Regions from separate parts of the Mus musculus genome. Here region 2 is linked to region 1. Evidence: chromatin loops called from intact Hi-C (ENCODE). Cell type or tissue: left cerebral cortex. All regions are shown on one strand. Links, peaks and the distances in the headings refer to the core of each region. The heading gives the core; the rest is flanking DNA.

Region 1 (3,898 bases), core at 463-2,962:
TTATAATAAAAGGACTCTGATCAAACACCATAGACACACTTGCACATTTGTGTTTACTGGTGCACGAACCACGGCAGCAAGAAGCAGAGCCAGCCTTTAAGTCCATCAACAGAATGTGTAGTGAAAATGTGGTACATGCATTTAGTTTTTTCCAATCAAGAGCTGAAACCATGACAACAGGAGGAAAGATGTTAAGAAATTAAACCAGACTCAGAGAGGTAGCCTGTTTCCTCTCAGAAGCAAAAGTCAGATTTCAATTTAGTTTGTGACACAAGTTAGAAAGGGGAACCCAGTAAGAGCTTATGTTTAATGTGTATTGAGAGCTTGCCTACTTGTATGTGCGTGTATACATATGCCTAGTATCCAGAGGCCAGAAGTCGGGTGTCGCATCCCCTAACACTAGAGCAACAGATGGTTATGAGCTATCATGTAAGTGCTGGGCCTTGAACCCAGGTCCTCTGGAAGAACAGCCAGTGCTCTTAACCATTGAGTCAACTCCCCAGCTCTGGAAGAAGAGACCTTAAAGGGATGCAGGGAACTGAAATAAATGTGATGTGTATACAGAAGTGAAGTGGGGGCTGTCTGAGGAGAGAAGGGGACCAGTAAGGGGGGGGGGGAGACAGGGAGGATTGGGAAGGGCGGTGTGTAAGAAGACAAATAATAAAGGCAAAGGCGCGTCTTAATCTATCTACCAGGTTAAGAGTACAAAGTCACGGCCTTCATTTCGTGGTTCTTATGAATTCACACACTTGGAGTATGCCATGCCCCTCACAAACTGGACCTAACAGAGTTTTAGACCGCACATTTCCCTCAAAGCATTTTTTTCAAATCTAGCTCAGGGTGACTCCCAGGGAGTTTGAACTGTGGCTTAACTACATCTTCTACACTCTTGACTGTGGGGTGGCCCTGCCATCTGAGAACTCCTTGCTCTTCTTGGCAGAGCTTGGGGCACTCGGGAGAGGCCGTCTGTGGAAAGCATGTTTAACACACGACTCATCGTATGCTAGGGGCTAACTCGAGTTTTTGCTCTGAGGCGGCCAACGGACGTTACCGGCCCACGTCGGCGAGGCGGGCGGATAAACCCGGAGGCAGCAGGTTTTAGGGTGTGTTTCAGTGTTGGTGGGGTCTGCATGTCCCGTCCCCCGTATCTCCATCCCCCGTCCGTTTCCTCCCCAGGCCCCCGGAAGCACACCGGAGCATCCCGGGGAGCCGGATCCCGGTCCCACCTCCTCCACGTAGGCCGGCGGGTCCCGCTTGATCAGGTTCTGTAACTGCGGCAGGTTGCTGGGCAGCTTGTTGTTGTTCCTGCCGGACATGGTGGCTGTGGGTGGGCTCCCTGGCGAGCAGTGCTTGGAAAACGTCCGCCTCTGTCAGTCGCAGCCCGGGCCCCGCGGCAGCTTAGACTCGTGGGTCCCAGTGTAACCGGAAACGGCACGTGGGACACGCCGCTTGCCCGACCGAGCTACGGAACGCTCAGAGGATCAAACTTCACCACCCTGCTGCAACTCTTTGTAGGCGTCTGCACGCTATCGGTCCCTGCCGGTGGACAACCGCTACTGGTTGTCACCAAACTCTGGAGCAGGTTTCCTTATCTCAACATTCTTTTCCACTGAAAACAATTTTTATACAATATATTTGATCATGTTCTTTTTCCTCCGCCAATTCCTCCCAGTTCTCCCCATCTAGCTCAGCATTCTTATGGTGGCCCAAATAAATGAGGATTAATATGGGACTCAGGTATGACAGCATACAACTGTAATCCCTGTACTCAGGAAGCTGAGGCAGGAGCATTATATTTGTTTGGGGCAAGCCCGAGGCTTACTCTGTCTCAAGAAAAACGACAGAAATTAAGCAGGGGCCTGGGGACTGGTTCAGGTGTCCTATCTCATAGGAGACCCTAGGTTTCTTCTCCAGCTCTCCATAAACTGCGTGTGTTGGCTCATGCCTGCAACCCGCATACTCAGAGAAGAGGCGGCGGGAGGGTTGAGACTCCAAGGTCATCCTCAGTTACATAGGAATTTGAGAGAAACCTGAGATACATGAGATCCTGTATTATAAAATGAGGATTAGGGGCTGGAGATGGTTTAGCAGCTAAGATCTGGTACTGCTGTAGGGACTCAGGCTCAGTTTGCAACACACGGTGGCTCTCAACCATCTATAGTTAACTCCAGCTCCTGAGAAATGTGTGCCCTCAGCAGGTGCCTGTGCTCACAGCACACATACCCACACAGAGTTGCACACACATCACTAAAACAAAAACCTTGTCAGAAATGAGAATCATTTTCTTTTAGGCTGTACTAAAGGTAGAAGAAAAAAATCCATGAGGAGTATGCTTAGAGAATATGTTTTAGAGAATGGCAAAGAGCAGGGGTGGAGGTTAGATTGTTTTTTTGTTGGTGTTGGTTTGTTTGTTTGGTTTTGTTTTTTGAGACAGGTTTCTCTGTGTAGCCTTGGCGGTCCTGGAACTCACTCTGTAGACCAGGCTGGCCTTGAACTCAGAGATCCATCTGACTCTGCCTCAGGAGTGTTGGGTCTTAAAGGTGTGTGCCACCACCGCACCCAGGCAACTCTCTTAATTCTAACCACAGAGGGGAAAACAGCTGTTGGATGGTAACTAGGTTTTTGTTTTGTTTTGTTTTTGTTTTGTTTTGTTTTTTTCGAGACAGGGTTTCTCTATGTAGCCCTGGCTGTCCTGGAACTCACTCTGTAGACCAGGCTGACTTTGAACTCAGAAATCTGCCTGCCTCTGCCTCCCTACTGCCGGGATTAAAGGTATGCGCCACCACTGCCCGGTAGATGGTAACTAGTCTTACACTAATAGATGAATCAAGGTGTTATTATTCTGTGTAACCTAAGCAGTTTCCTAGATCAACTTCATCCAAGGTTACCTGACACCATGTTAGAGCCCAAATCAAAAGAAATTTATAATCATATCTGGATAAGTCCTGAGGACAGTTAGATCAAGAGTGCTCGTGAGGGCGTTAGTGTTCTATGAGGGGATTTTTCCTTCCAGAGGCCGTCAATGTTTGTGGAATGTAGATGGCTAACTTCTAAAGTTTTTCCCAATTCTTTAATCATAAGATTAAAGCAACATTTTAATTTTTTGAAAATTTCCTAAAATATGTTTTTGATCATATTACTCTTCCCCTAACTCCCCCAGACCCACTCTCTCTCCTCTCTCTCTTCCTCCCCCTCCCTTTCCTTTCCCCTCCCCTTTCCTCTCCCCCTCCCTCTCCTTTTCTGTCTTCATCAAGTCCAGTTTGTGCCGTTTGTATATTTTTGGATGTGCAGCCGTCCGCAGAACATGGTCATCTTCATAGGCACTACATTGCTGAAGAAAACTGACTCCCTTGTCACCTTGTCATCCAGCAGCTATCAGTGAGCAGTAGGTCCTTGCAGAGGACAGGTTCAGTTCCCAACAACGACATGGTAGCTCACAACCATACGGAACCCAAGTTCCAGGGGGTCTAATGCCCTCTTCTGACCTCCTTGGGTACCAGGCATGCATATGGTGCATATACATTCCTGCAGGCAAAACGTTCATATATATTAAATAAATAAACAAATAAATAAATACGTAAAATCTGAAAAGAAAAAGAATTTTAAAAATTATCTCAAAAGGTGGTCAACAGAAATTTTCATTACTCTCACTTGAAACCAAGAGAGAGGGCACTAGAGAGATGGCTCAGCTGTTAAGAGCAAGCACTGACTGCTATTGCAGAGGACCTGGGTTCAATTCCTGGTTGCCCACATGTCAGCTCACAATCGTCTGTAACTCTAGTCCCGAGAATTCTGACACCGTCTTCTGCCTTTTGCAGATACTCTGCGTGCATGTGCTGTACAGGCGAAACACCGTGCACATAAAAAAGAAGAAAAAGGAACCAACATTGAGAATGTT
Region 2 (3,898 bases), core at 628-3,127, 250 kb before region 1:
TTCACTTGTCTAAACATGGGTGAGTTATGCTAGAATCTAATTTTCCTCTCTATAAAATGGAATGTTAATACTTGTCATGCAGGGTGGTTTTAAGGACTCAGTAACAAGAAAATCTGTGTGCTTTCTATCTCAGTACTAGGGAGGCAGAGGCAGATGGATCTCTGATTTCAAGGCTTGCTACAGCTATACAATGAGACCCTGTTTCCACCCATACCGCCCAAAAAAGAAATGTGAAAATAACACACTGACCACAATGGCTAGGCAAACAAATCTTAAAGTAGGCATTGAACTGTAGCCATGACTTAGCAGTTGGCGAAGAGCACCAGCAGCTCTTCCAGCAGACCAAGGGAGTTCCAGCCTCAGCACCTACATGGCAGCTCACAACCATCTGCATCTCCATTCCCAAGGAAACCAACACACTCTTCTGGACTCTGAGGGCACTGCATGCACAAGGTGCACATGAACGAACACAGGTAAACACAAAACTCTAAGTTAAAATTTTACAGTGTCACCAAATCTCTGAAATAACAACTAAAAAGGCTCCACATGTGAATCTGACAGAAATAAAGATTTCAAAGTCCCAAGTCACTCGTACAGATTGGTTTGAAAAGCACAAATCATTAGGGATGAGCTTTGACTGGGATCAAATACAACCGCATTTAAATACTTAACCAGAAAAAAACACCACCACCATCAACAACACACAGGTATTATGGCACCATGTACGTGTGTAGTAGAGACATCGGGGAAAAGTTTTAACTAGTTACTTTAAAATCGTATGTCTTCCCCCCCCCCCCCACCACCAAGACAGGGTTTCTCTGTGTAGCCCTGGCTGTCCTGGAACTCACTCTGTAGACCAGGCTGGCCTCGAACTCAGAAATTCGCCTGCCTCTGCCTCCCGAGTGCTGGGATTAAAGGCGTGCGCCACCACGCCTGGCAAAACCGCAATGTCTTAATGTTAGAGCATCTAAAAAAAATGTGTACAATAACCAAGTGTAAATTTTGTAGGAAAATGAAGCTCTACTCAAAATGTAGGGGAAACTGGGTACTTATATATGCCAATAAACTCAAATTTAATCTACTCTGTCTATCAAGCATCATAAATAGTGTCATATTTTCACAGTTTTGGAAAGCTCTGAAATGGATAAGATGACAAACAGACAAAAAGCAGAATACTAAAATGATCTGTTAAGGTGAACACTACAGTCATAAGTTGGTACAGGCTTCAATCAAACTGTGTCAAACACTCACAGACTGAATTTAGGCAATGTAAATATATATAACATATATTATAACATATATATTATATATATACACACACATATATCAAGGTTTCTATTTCTTTAGAACAGTGATTTAAAAAAAAAATGTCATTCTATTTTGTGCCTTTCCAAATTTCTTGCCTAAAATACTCTTGCTAAGTGGTAAAATTTTCAAGGAGTATTTTTCTTAAAGAAGCCTTTAAAATGACAACATTATATTAGTAAAACCAACTTAATCTGTACTGCACACACCCAAATCCCACCTCTGTATATTAATAGAGATTTGGCATTTAAAGTGGGTGCGCTGACATTTTATTAATACATTTTTAATGTTTAATCCATAATTCTGGTTGACTCGCTTAAAAATGTTTAAAAGTAAGCAATTGGCAAATGTAACAAGGATACAATCCAATGTGTTCACAGATTGGTTACCTGTGAGACTGGTGCTTTAACATGGGGTGGAATTCCAGAGGAAGAAACAGTACCACTAGGAGGCAGGTTTTTACTGGTCACTGAAGCCCAGGAGAAAGCCTGCAGGAAATGCAACAAACCTAGACTACTAATCATGGAAAACCACCAACATTCCTATAGGGAAACTTCCAAATATTTAATCTGTTTTCATTTCTAGTCTGTTCCTTTATATTGAAGGACTGACTTCCTAATAGAAAGGCACACACACACATGCCAGTCTGTGTGCCAACTTTCAGAATCTTATTATGCAAGGTACGACTGCTGTTTTGTCTCAACTGCTGAAACCTCACCAAGTTCCTACATAAGCAAGTGGCAAACCACTGTCAACTAAACATGCTATAAAATCTGAAGCAGAGACTGACTGCTCTCCCCATGGGGAGACAGGATGTGAGTGATGGTGTTAGGGAGAAGCACAGGAAGACCAGAGTGCGGTTGGAGACTCAGCAGACGTTACCAAAGTGAGCAAGGACTCCTGCACTACTCGCTTCTCCTGCCCAGATCTACTAACCGTCTACTTGACAGAGAGAGAGTTCACATGCTATACTATGGGTGCCACACATCTGTTCAAGAGAATTAGTAGAGTAAGGAAACTGATCCCATTTATATCGCAAACAGGTGTCTCTCACAGATCAACTTCAGTAGGGACACTGCATGACTCCTAGAGCATCAGAAGAGATGAGCAACTGAAAACCTCACACATGGACTTTCATGTAAGTCATTCAACACTGCATACAGACAAGAGGAATCTAGGTTATAAATTTCACTCTTAGGAATATTTTGGGGGTAGAGAGAAACCATAAAATCTCCTCAGAACAAGAACTCAAGTTTCTTTCATATACATATAAGTATAGCTTACTATTTCAAATAACAGAACCAAAACCATGCTTTATTAATGGCACCAAGCATGAAAATGTGAGGTCCCAGATCTGAAAAGTTCCTTTGATCTCACCTTTGGCGGTTCCTGAGGCAGAGAAGCAGGCTCAGCAGGAGGAGGAGTGGCCGACTTCTCCTCCAGCTCTTCCAAGTGTTTCTCCTCCACTTGTGGTTTCAGCTCTTCAGTCTTTGTTTCAGATTCTGGCTCAGGCTCAGGTTCATGAGAGGATTCTTCTAAAGGCTCCTCTATGCCATTACTACAACGAAACACCTAGGTCACTAGGTATTCAGATGAAATAAAACGGTTTCTCCAAACTAACAGTTGAAACTAGTTACATTCCTGTGGGTAAACTGTTCTGCGTTTGTGAGCAAGTATTCTCTGGTCATACACATGTGGTGTTGGGTATGGGTGAAACCCTAGTCCTGACTGCCAGGCACATACCAGTGAAATTGCTCTACCAGAGACTCACCTCCAGTCTATACCCATCTTTCTGGTTTTTGTTGTTGAGACAGGATTTTACTATGTATCCTTGGCTGGCCTGGAACTCAACTCTGTAGACCACACAGACCTCAGAGTCAGTGAGCTTCTCCTTTTGCCTCCTTCGAGTGCCAGGATTAGAGTGCACCATCACATTTTAAAAAATGGGTTTTAGTATCTTGCACATAATGGTGCTTCGCTTACGTGTATGTCGGTGCACCATGCATGTACACTGCCCTTGGAGGCCATAGGAGGGGGTCAGATTCCCATGTCTAGGGTTCCAACCAGTCACGTGGGTACTGGATCAGCTGGTGCTCTTAACTGTAATGCCATCACTACAACCAAACCCCACCATTTAACTCTAAATGGTGACAAGGTTTACCCCAGCGTTAAGTATAAACCCTGTGTTTGTTTTCTAAGCAGTGTGTGTTGGGACAGATAGGTCAGGCTTCCACTTTACGCCAGGAGGAAAACTTAGAACACCAGGCTTGCAGGGTGAGCACCTTCACAGGCCCTCACCCTCTGCCATATTAAAGTTTTACAGAAATAAGTTCAGTGTACTGTCCTAAAAAGCCTGCATTATCACAGTCAACCACAGCTTTGATACAAAACATGCATTTTTTTTCTTTTTTGAGCCAGGGTTTCTCTGTGTAGCCCAGGCTGGTCTCAAACTTAGAAATCCGCCTGCCTCTGTCTCCCCAAGTGCTGAGATTAAAGGCATGTGCCACCACTGCCTGGCATGCGAATTTTTTTAATTAAGTAGTAATTTTCAGTATCTTGGTACATGTCATAAATAACCAAATACTGTCTTAAA

Evidence for each region. A loop is a pair of places that touch in the nucleus more often than their neighbours do. Peaks named below come from ENCODE experiments on the same cell type or tissue, not always from the same donor. Only the 100,000 strongest peaks of a DNase experiment are listed, where the experiment ranks them.
Region 2: a loop joins it to region 1, with 2.4 times the contacts of the local background. A loop is called at or near these places in 2 of 42 quality-filtered maps.

The regions. Positions count from the first base shown.
Region 1 is chr5:92,308,566-92,312,463 of GRCm38, forward strand. Sdad1 (SDA1 domain containing 1) reads right to left here and starts at 1,459. Exons shown (of 22, transcript NM_172713.2): 1 at 1,227-1,459. The coding sequence starts at 1,316. In left cerebral cortex, for the core only: a CTCF peak has its summit at 1,541; DNase peaks (open chromatin) are centred at 1,459 and 2,106; H3K4me3 peaks cover 1,463 bases; H3K27ac peaks cover 684 bases.
Region 2 is chr5:92,061,643-92,065,540 of GRCm38, forward strand. It overlaps G3bp2 (GTPase activating protein (SH3 domain) binding protein 2), which reads right to left. Exons shown (of 11, transcript NM_001080795.2): 7 at 2,683-2,863. It overlaps Gm42111 (a long non-coding RNA gene), which reads right to left and starts at 1,688. Exons shown (of 2, transcript XR_880428.3): 1 at 1-1,688. In left cerebral cortex, for the core only: a CTCF peak has its summit at 1,745; no DNase peak of the experiment used is centred there.